3 separate regions of the Homo sapiens genome follow, and regions 1 and 3 are each linked to region 2. The links are chromatin contacts, found by Hi-C or POLR2A ChIA-PET in ENCODE. All regions are on one chromosome and are shown on one strand. Each heading gives the region's core, a stretch centred on a gene start or an enhancer-like site at or near the end of the contact. The rest is flanking DNA. Distances are from core to core; before and after follow the strand shown.

Region 1 (3,493 bases), core at 597-3,096, 4.7 Mb after region 2:
TAAAATCACGAGGAAATTCTCTTCCTAAACATTAACATAATACTCTTGGCTGCCTCCATATACAGAAACAAAATGTGAGTGTTTCCTGGCAAGTGTGAATGAAAATGGCCAGCATAACAGCATATGCTTCTGCCTAACAAAGAATGACTATTACTTGTGTTATTTCTCATTTAAAATATTTTTTTAGGCCGGGCACAGTGGCTCATGCCTGTAATCTCAGCACTTTGGGAGGCCAAGGAGGGTGCATCACCTGAGGTCAGGAGTTCAAGACCAGCCTGGCCAACATGGTGAAACCCTGTCTCTACAAAAATTAGCCGGGCGTGGCGGCGGGCGCCTGTAATCCCAGCTACTCGGGAGGCTGAGGCAAGAGAATCGCTTGAACCCGGGAGGTGGAGGTTGCAGTGAGCCGAGATCGCGCCATTGCGCTCCAGCCTGGGCGACAAGAGTGAAACCCCCTCTCAAAAAAAATTTAAAAATTATATATACATATATACATATGTGTGCCAAAATAGTACATTCTCCCTCAGGGCACATTTCTGACTATGTTTTTGCTCTCAAAAAGCCCCGGATTATGCGTTTCAGGCGTATGGAAGGAAGGACCGACACTCTGCTTCAAAACCTCTACATGCCTCAACGTTCCCATTTGCTTTACACGACAAAGTCCTCATGGGCCGTATGCCAGACGTCCTGCACACAAACCTCAATCCGTCGCAGAGAGCTGGGGGCGTCAGCTGGAAGTGGATTACACTCTCCTTGGCACAAACGACTCAGGCCACAGGTATGTAAAGCAACTGCAAGAGCCTTTCTGTCCCTGTTTTTTATCAAGAGCAGCCTTTAATCTTGTCTTCCCAAAAGTGAAATAGACAAGCATCGCAACGTTTCTCTCTTACAGGCAGCCGGTGGCCTTCCCCTGTTAACTATGGAGACAATCCCTAGGCGTCCTTCTCCGCCCAGAGCTAGAAAAATTTCAGAGTCCTGATCATGCACTATCGCTCGAAAACAACTTCCGTGAAAATAACTTTTTTTTTCTCCTAGTATTCTTTCTTAGACCAAAAGCCCAGCCTTCGTGTTCTGCTATGACCTCTTTAGTCATGGGATAGAGTCCGGGTTACAAACTTGAATTTAGTTCCAGCCATTCACAAGTCTCTGGGCTCCGCCAACCCACACTCCCACTCCTTTCCTCCTGGTTCTCTAAGTCAAGGGAGCCTAAAAGGCTTATAAATTATCAAAGCACCCAGCATTTGGGAGGATCGGGTCCTCCAGCCTCCGAGCTGCACTCACCGGGTCTCGGGCAGGGAGAGTGCGGCCGTCCAGGCGGCGTCGGCAGCGGGAGGCGCAGTGACAGCGGGTCCCCGCTTCCCCGCGCACTGCCCAGACCAGCACTGCCCTGGCGCTGCGGATACGGGAAGGAGGAGGAAGGGGGAGGAGTCGCGAGTCTGCACCCCGTGAGACCCTTGCGCAAGGTGCTTTCCAGCTGTGCCTGGTGCAGCCGGCGACCCGCGAGCGCAGCTGTGGGCACGCCCCCACCTCTTCCCACGCCAGAGTTTTCCCCTCTGCTGGGGGCACCCTCCATTTCTGCATGGGAATCCCCGGGGCACCCAGGCGGGACGCGACCCGAAAGACACGCCGGAGACCCCCAACCCTGGATTACCTGCGGCCTTGGCGCTCCCACGCCGGCCGAGCGCTCCAGCCGCGGCCCCCCGAAGGTTCGGTGCGATGCTGGCTGCAGGCCTGTGGGAGCCGAGCACGCCGGGCCACTGGGATCCGGCGGCGGCAGCGGCAGAAGCAGGAACCAGGGCGCCGGACCCCAGAGCGTGGCGCGCAGTCCAGAGCGGAGCGGACGAGTGAGACCCGCGTCGCCCGCACGCTCAGACCGCCCTGCTCTGCCCCTGACTCACGGCGTCTGAGCCTGCCCAGGGGCGGCGCAGCGGACGCCAGCCACCGCCTCCCCGACTTTTCCATTTCCCCTTTCTCTCCGTAAACAGAAAGAGACTGCCCGGTTGCAGGGTAAGCCAGAGCCCCCGCGCTGGGAAATTCCGCGTCTCCCCCCCACCCGCCACCCCGCCGCCCCTCATTTGCCCTCTGGGCGCCCGGGCGGAGCTGGAGGCGGGACTAGGGAGGAGCAGAGCGGCGCGCAGGGAGGAGCGCGGGACGTGAGCTGCGGCCCGAATCGAGAGCCTGGGACGGGGACGAGTTTTCCCCCGGGCCTGGTGACCCAAGGCGTCTTAGTGGCGGAGTTGCAAGAGGTGGTTGTGCCCTTCCCGGTCCCCAGGGAAGGTCGTATATCTTAGTGTACTCGCGCCCTCGGCGCTTCTCTGGAGTCCCAGGGTCCGGCGGGAGGGCACGCTCCCGGGGGGCGGCGGGGAGGGCAGTCACCAGACCTTTTTCCGCGCGCCCCACGCTCTGGGGTGGGGACAGAGGCGCCGTGTGCCCTCCCAGCAGTGCTGCGGGAAGCCGGGGAAGCTTCGGGGCTTCTTGGAACCGCGACTGTGGGTCCGATTGCTAGTAGCACGGCCCCGCCTCGCCCAGATTTCGCTTCAAATTCACACACAAAGAGGGCAGTGACCCGTGGTGCGCACGCACACATTCCAACTTAGAGATTTCCAAGAGGCTGCGGCAGGGTGGGCCCGGAACCTGGTTGTTGGGCGCTCGGCTGGGAGCCTGTGCACTCCGCCAGCAGAACCTGGTTTTCTTCTCTGCAGTCTTTATTAAAATTGGTTATTTTGCGGCACCGCCTCATTAGGAAGCGTACTTGTACTATCTCCCCGCTCCCGCCTACCGCTAACCCTCAGTCCTAGCTGCTCATCTGGGGTTTTCCTTCTAGAGTGTCAAGCTTTTACTCCAGGTGTAACCGGAAGAGAGTTCTAGAGAAAAGCGCCACTCTCCCGAAATCCACTCTGCGGGACATTCCCAATGCCCCGCCACCCCCTCCCCCTACATTTCCCACGTATCAAGCACCCACTAGGAACCAGGCATTCGGCTAGAGCGCGGAGAGCTAGGAGCCATGTAAGGTCGACATCCTCTCTCTCTCTCTCTCTCTCTCTCTCTCTCCCCCCCCACCTACGGCCCAGGAGGTGGGGTGTCCCAGGCACAACCCAGATTCAAACGCGGTCACACTCCAAGTCCACGCCCTATTCTTCCCAGTGCCCAGGTCCGTGCTCCCTCTGCAGTTTCTAGATTGCCTCCGCGCGGTTGCGCACGCCTGTAATCCCAGCGCTTTGGAGGCCGAGGCGGGAGGATCACTTGAGGTCAGGAGTTGGAGACCAGCCTGGGCAACATAGCTACCCCGTCTCTACAAAAAATCTAAAAATTAGCCAGGCATGGTGGCTCACGCGTGTCATCCTAGCTCCTCGGAAGCTGAGGTAGGGGGATCCCTTGAGCCCAGCAGTTCGAGTCTGCCGTGAGCTATGATTGCGCCATGGCACTCCAGCCTGGGCGACAGAGCGAGGCCTTGTCTCAAATTTAAAAAATAAAATAAAACAAAAAAATTTTT
Region 2 (3,240 bases), core at 19-2,518:
GTAATCCCAGCACTTTGGGAGGCCGAGGTGGGTGGAAGGTCAGGAGTTCGAGACCAGCCTGACCAACATGGTAAAACCCCATCTCTACTAAAAATACAAAAATTAGCAGGCGTGGTGGCGCATGCCTGTAATCCCAGCTACTCGGGAGGCTGAGGCAAGAGAATCGCTTGAACCCAGGAGGCAGAGGCTGCAGTGAGCCGAGATCATGCCCCTGCATTCCAGCCTGGGTAACAGCAAGACTCCGTCTCAAAAAAAAAAAGTATGTTTAATAATGTGTTTATTCCCCAGATTCAACAGGCTCTGGAAACCTTACCAGATGGCCCTAAAAAGGCAAGACTCAGGCAGAAGGGAAAATGCGCCTTCCGAGAGCGGTCGCGGCTCTGCCCTTCCCACTCCGGAGACTGCCCGCGCCCGGGACCGAATGACTCAGCTGCGAGGCCCTCCGGCCCAGGTTTTGGGGGAAAACGGGCTGCGTCCGCTTTCGTCTAAACTGCGCTCGTAAAGTGGGGCAGAGGCGCTGGGGGCACTCAAATCCGAGGTCCTTACTTCTGGATTCCTTTTCCTTTTCCGAGTTAAACCGCTCCCCTGAGCCGCACGGCTCTCTCAGGGAGGATTTTCCAACTCGTCCCAAGTTCGCGAGGAGGCAGGCGGGTCCCGGGGCAGCTGAGCGCACGAAGCGGGCGTGGGGCGGCGAGCCGGCGGCCTCGGGGGCGCCGAGCGAGGGGCCGCGTCAGGTGAACTCGCGGCTGCCCCGCCAGTCCTTGGCCCGGCCCCGGGGTCCCGGCCCGCCGCCCACGGCTCCGCTCGGCCTCTGCTGCTCCACCGCACCCGGCTCCGCTCCGCCTCCTGCCTCCACCTCCACCTCCTGCGCCGCGTCGCCCGCTGCTGGGTCTCGGGGCCGGAGCCGACGCACCACTTACCCGCCGCAAAGGGATTTACGTAGCGGACCTCGTCACTGATTACGGACGCGAGGAGGTGGAGACGGCGAGCCCGACCGCCGCTCAGCAGCGGCGCCGCCGCCCAGCAACCCGGAGCCGGCAGCGGCCCCACGTAGTCCTCACGTCAGCTGTGATGCGGTAGCCGCGGCCTCCCTGCCGACCCCGGACCAAAAGTAGCGCTGCAGCCGACCGAACCGCGTCCTCCCGCCCCGTCCTCCCCTCCCCCACGCCGGGACGGCCTCCCGGGGGAGGCCCCGAGGAAAAAAATCCAGGCTCGAACTCCGCCCCCTGCCGGCCGCCAGCAGGAGTGAAGCGCCACAATCCAACAATGAAATGGAACCGGGGAGGGGCGGCGGGAAGGTGCGGGTCAGGGGGCGGGGCCTAGGGATAGGGAGAAGGAAGGTCAGGGGGCGGGGCCAAGAGGAGGAACTAGCCTGGAGGTGGGGCGGAAGGTAGGGGCGGGGGCAAGGCTGGAAACCGGAAGCTGCCCGTGCCGCGCCGCGCGTGCGCCAGAAATCCAATGACTTGTCAGCCAGAGTAACGGCTGTTGTCAGGTCTTCAGGGTCTCGAGGTCGGTTTCTTCCTAACGCCGCCAACCCCAAGCTAAGGTCCGCGAGCGTCTCACCTCTGTCCAGGCTGGGCTGCAGTGGCGTGGTCTCGGCTCTCTGCAACCTCTATCTCCCCAGGCTCAAGCGATCCTCCGGCCTCAGCCTCCTGAGTAGCTGGGACTGCAGGCGTGCTTCTTCTGACTTCTAAAAGCTATCTACATACCTTGACTAGTGGCCCTTTTCCTCCATATTCACAGCCAGTCACAGCTGGTTGAGTCCTTCTCCAAAAGAAGCTTGAGCTCCTGAGACAATTCACCTGCTTCTTAGGGTCATTTATTGCAGTTTATCCCAGTATTTGACTGGAAATGGTCCGCATGCTGGGCCCGCTGGCTCGGGCCTGTAATCCCAACACTTCGGGAGGCCAAGGTGGGAGGATCGCTTGAGCCCAGGAGACCAGCCTAGGGAACACAGTGAGACTTCATCTCTTTTTTTTTTTTTAGATTAGAAAGGTCGGCCGGGGGCTCACGCCTGTAATCCCAGCATTTTGGGAGGCAGACATGGGCAGATCACCTGAGGTCAGGAGCAGCCTGGCCAACATGGTGAAACCCCATCTCTACTAAAAATACAAAAATTAGCTAGGAGTGGTGGCAGACGCCTGTAGTCCCAGCTAGTTGGGAGGCTGAGGCAGGAGAATCGCTTGAACCTGGGAGGTCAAGGCTGCAGTGAGCTGAGATCGTTCCACTGCACTCCAGTCTGGGTGACAGAGCGAGGCTCCATCTCAAAAATAAAAAAAGTAATGGGATATCAGGAATAAAGAATAGCAGCATGGTTATAGAGTACAGTAGGTCCTCACTTAACGATAGGTTCTTAGAAATCATGGCTTTAAGCCAAACAACTTACAGCAGGTCCACAAAAAAATTTTCATTCAGTGTTGTTTTCATTTCGTTATAATATTGATGATAACAAAAATCGGTTTCATTGTACGTTGTTTCACTGAAAACCAGTTTCTAAGAAGCTATTGACAATGTTAAGTGAGGATTTATTATTTCATATCAGTTACTGTAGTGTCAGAGTGTTTTCATAATTTTCACTGAGCAGGACTTAATCTAAATCCAATCTGAACCTTTGTTCAAATCTAATTTTCGTAGGTCAAAGGGAATGTATCCACAACAATTGTCTCTGTAACAGGAGTTCATATGAATCAAAAAGAATCAAAGGAATGGCAATTTCTTATTTGCAAAGTATTTGCTCTACGGTTTCCTTTCTTGCCAGTATTTTACTCCCATATGTATGTAGTCTTAATTATAAAGTTCAGAAAGCACAAACCATATTTTTTTGTTCATCTGTTTTTTTACAAAGATCAATACTGGAGGTGAGATACACATACTTACAAGCCCATCAGTTCATGGCCTCTGCTATACCCTTGCTGTAAGATGTAATAGACTTAAAAACCATGCAGTTGGATCTGGGTTTAAATGTATGCTTGTTAGCTGTGGGCAAGTGTCATATCCTCTTAGGGGAAGCATAAGGTTTTTAAATGGGAAGAAAAATAGTACCTACCTGTTAGGATTATTGTAGATTTTAAAAAATATCTGCCATAAGATAAATACTTAAAAACCTACTCATGTTTACGTTAGTCCAGTGTCTAGCTTTTGGGGCTCCTCACCTAGGTGATAGTTAATTCTCTGTTGGGGAGGGACAACTAGGTCACCTACTTTTCTGAGAAAATACGGGCTGTCAGTCACACCCTTATA
Region 3 (3,541 bases), core at 499-2,998, 3.8 Mb after region 2:
CGAAATGTACGTGTAATTCCTTATATAGCCTGGGCTGCGGCCGGCGGCAGGGCCGTTGCCGCCCATTATTATACAAACAGGTACCGGGGCGGCGCAGGCGGGGGCTGCTCTCCCTGCGCTCCCGCCGCCCCCGGGCGGACAAGTCTCGCCCCTCTCGCCACAGGAACTGTCCAGACAATAACAATCAGCAGACATTTCGCTGCTGCACGAGAGGGAGAGAAAGCATAGCATCGCCCCGAGATAACCAGAAATACAATCAACTTACAACGTCTCTCCAAACTGGAAAAGGCGACTGTGCAACCACCACCACATGTTCAGGTCTCGATCCCTCGGGCTGTCTCTCTTTTTTTTTAACTCTCACGCCAGGCAGAGGGGTGTGTGTTTCCCTTGGCACAGCAGCACAAATCAATAAACACTGCAGCTGCGGTGCAAGTAGCAGCCCCGCGCGTCCGTCGGTCCGTCCGCCCCCTCCCCCACCCTCCTTCCACCCGAGACCCAGAGCGCCATCCAAGCCCCATTATCCGGCTTCAGCGCTCCGTGCGTCCGGCCCAGGTAACAACTTCCCCAAAAACCGAAAGAGAAAAGCGCGAGGCGCACGCACACCGGCCCATCCCGGCGCAGAGACCTCGTCTGCCCCGGGAGGGGGATCTGTCTGTGGTGCTTCCCGGTCTCTAAGCCCAGGTAACAACTCCGCAAACACACCCGCCGCCCAGCTCGCCCCCATCCGCGCGGCTCCCGGCGGCGTTAAGTGGGTACCTTTCCTGCCTTGTTCCCCGCGCCGCCCCGCCGCGCCCCGCCAAACGTGGACCCCACTCGCGGGGCTCGCCGCGGAGTCCCCAGGCCGGGGCTCTGGGCCGGGCAGCGGGAGGCGCCAGGGAGGAGGGGCGCTTAGGGACCCGCGCCCCCGCGCCTCTAATCCCCGTTACGCGAGCGCGCCCGGCCCGCGGGTCCCAACTTTACCGCCGCCGGCCGAACCCTGTCCGCCCGCGGCGCGCACAGCCGGCGCCCGCGCACACGCGCGCACAAACCCCACGCAACCCGCGGCCGCCCCGTCCCGCCGCCGCCGCAGCCCGCCTGCCGCGCGCCCACAGCCCGGCCCGAGTCGCGGGGCCCGAGCGACAGCGACGGCGCCGGCCGGGGCCGCGGCGCGCGGAAGCCACTTTGCACGGTCAGCGCCGGGCACAAGTTTGTTCCGCGGCTCCCGGGGGCCTGGGCGCTGAGGGAGAATCGCGCTGAGGGGGCCAGGAGGAGGGGGAGAGGGAGGCGCCGAAGGGCACAAGAGTGGGGAAAAGTGCGGAAAGAAGCAACAGCCGCTCCACCCGGGACCAGAAAAGTGGCCAGTGCGTCCCGGCCGCCCGCCCTGCGCCGGGGATGCGGCGGCGTCGGCGCCGGCTAACGGTCCAGGGAGGCGGCAGGGGCGGCGGGAGCCGCTAGGCGGAGAGAGACCAGGTAAGAGACATAACGGTTCAGGGAGAGCGAGCGGCCGCGGCGCGGCTCCGGCAGCGGCGGCAGCGGAGGGGGGCAGAGAGCACTACTTTCTACTTTCCCACTCCACTTTGCCGTCCCTGCCCCGGCTGCCCCCAGCCCGGCTCGCCCCCCTCACCCCCGGGGGCGCCCCGGCTGCCCAGCTCCCCCTGACTCCGCCGCTCCCCGGTCCCCTCCGCCACTCACCGTTATTGCGCCGCGGGTTCGCCTGCTTTCTGCGCTTACACCTGGGGCCATCCGCCATGATCCTCTCGCTTGTGTCTAAATGCTCGAGTCACCTCCTCCCCCTCCCTCCCCCTTCCCCCCCACCCCTCCGCCTCCACCCCTCCCCCCTCCCCACCGCACCTGGTTTACGACACTCCCGGCTTTACGACATCACCTTCCTTACACCTAGAGGCTCTCGCTCTACGGCCGGAACCTTGTTGCTAGGGACCGGGCGGTTTGCGGCAACCGTGGGCACTGCTGAATTTGAATTGAGGGGCGAGGGAAAAGTTTTCCTCAGGTGTGGTGGGGAGAGGGAGGCGGATGCCGGGAAACCGTAGGGACGCGGTCAGAAAGGCGACGGGCTGTCGGAGTTGGAAAGGTAAAGTTGGAGGCTCGGCGGCGTCCTGCCTCCGCGCTGGCCACACCCGCCGCGGCTGCCCGGGGCAGGGAGGGATCTGGCTGATTCTCCCTGTACCCTGTGCCCTCGGAGCTGCCCCTCCGAGCGCCCAGAGGTCCCCGCCTGCCTGCTTCCTGGAGGCAGGGCTACCATCAGTCCCACGCCTCGCGTGTCCGCCCCCCGCACCCCGGGGCCAAGGAAAGGGATCGCGGTCTGGACTCCCCGGGGAGTTCCCTTGATGAGGGGAAGGGCAGGTTTGGGGACGGCGAGGACACGCGGCGACCGGAGAGAGGCTACCTGACCCGCGCAGCCCGGACTCCCTTCCCTTCCCTTCCAGGGACGCCTGGTTTCCCCCCAAGCGAACCGGGATGGGAAGTGACTTCAATGAGATTGAACTTCAGCTGGATTGAAAGAGAGGCTAGAAGTTCCGCTTGCCAGCAGCCTCCTTAGTAGAGCGGAATGAGTAATACCCACACGGTGCTTGTCTCACTTCCCCATCCGCACCCGGCCCTCACCTGCTGTCACCTCGGCCTCCCACACCCGGTCCGCGCTCCCCGCCCTCTTCCTCGCGTAGAACCGTGGGATCCTAGGTGGCAGGACTCAGAGCTAAGGTATCCACAGGCCATGAATTCCTTCCTAAATGAGCGGTCATCGCCGTGCAGGACCTTAAGGCAAGAAGCATCGGCTGACAGATGTGATCTCTGAACCTGATAGATTGCTGATTTTATCTTATTTTATCCTTGACTTGGTACAAGTTTTGGGATTTCTGAAAAGACCATACAGATAACCACAAATATCAAGAAAGTCGTCTTCAGTATTAAGTAGAATTTAGATTTAGGTTTCCTTCCTGCTTCCCACCTCCTTCGAATAAGGAAACGTCTTTGGGACCAACTTTATGGAATAAATAAGCTGAGCTGTATTTCAAGTAATATAGTTATAAATTAACAATGTAGCAGTTATTGATAGAGAAATTGAGAAAACTGAAACGTGACCGGAGTATTGGAAATAACGTAGTACATCACCTAGCACAATGACACATAGTAGGTGCTCAATAAATTTATGCTTATAATTTTTGTCACTTCTATGGCAGGATTTTTTTATTAGGTTAAAATTATCTTTTAAACACCTTCCGGAATTTTAGAATATTCATTAATAATGTCTTCAAACCTTTCAACTGAAATAAATTTACAGCTGAAGTCTGATGATTTAAAGTTAGAAAGTTTAATCTTGAATATAAATGAACATTTTCTCTCCCACATTTTCTTGGGCATTTTGAGAAGTAAATGCGTTATTTATTGGTCCATGAAATGTGACTGTAAATATTCTTTGCTATACATTATGTCTATATATCTGCATTCATCCTCAATGCCAAAACTAGAATCATTAGTCTTAATGATCATTTTAAGTACAGGCAGTCCTCGCTTTCCTTGATACCATGTTAACCGAAACTTGTGT

What was found. A loop is a pair of places that touch in the nucleus more often than their neighbours do. ChIA-PET counts read pairs that join two places held with the same protein, here RNA polymerase II (POLR2A). Pooled maps may share reads with other maps.
Region 1: a loop to region 2 is called in a pooled map, with 5 times the contacts of the local background. The contact joins the promoter of MAP3K8 here to the promoter of CREM in region 2. A Hi-C loop is called at or near these places in 3 of 37 single-sample maps with no recorded cell type and 6 of 50 pooled maps.
Region 3: a map of naive thymus-derived CD4-positive, alpha-beta T cell shows a loop between it and region 2 (11-fold over the local background). The contact joins the promoter of ZEB1 here to the promoter of CREM in region 2. A Hi-C loop is called at or near these places in 1 of 168 maps with a recorded cell type or tissue (naive thymus-derived CD4-positive, alpha-beta T cell) and 8 of 50 pooled maps. POLR2A ChIA-PET finds 5 or more read pairs at or near these places in 1 of 52 experiments (activated naive CD4-positive, alpha-beta T cell).

The regions. Positions count from the first base shown.
Region 1 is chr10:30,432,537-30,436,029 of GRCh38, reverse strand. MAP3K8 (mitogen-activated protein kinase kinase kinase 8) reads right to left here and starts at 1,846. Exons shown (of 9, transcript NM_005204.4): 1 at 1,652-1,846. RefSeq lists enhancers at 345-882, 1,007-1,056, 1,347-1,446, 2,167-2,306, 2,978-3,493 and 2 more and a silencer at 1,887-2,126.
Region 2 is chr10:35,124,874-35,128,113 of GRCh38, reverse strand. It overlaps CREM (cAMP responsive element modulator), which reads right to left and starts at 1,268. Exons shown (of 8, transcript NM_183011.2): 1 at 921-1,268. It also overlaps a transcript of CUL2 not described here. RefSeq lists an enhancer at 231-300 and silencers at 661-800, 861-1,380.
Region 3 is chr10:31,317,423-31,320,963 of GRCh38, reverse strand. ZEB1 (zinc finger E-box binding homeobox 1) reads right to left here and starts at 1,748. Exons shown (of 9, transcript NM_001174096.2): 1 at 1,672-1,748. The coding sequence starts at 1,729. It overlaps ZEB1-AS1 (ZEB1 antisense RNA 1), which reads left to right and starts at 1,869. Exons shown (of 3, transcript NR_148979.1): 1 at 1,869-2,068. RefSeq lists silencers at 1,174-1,263, 1,304-1,753, 2,494-2,553.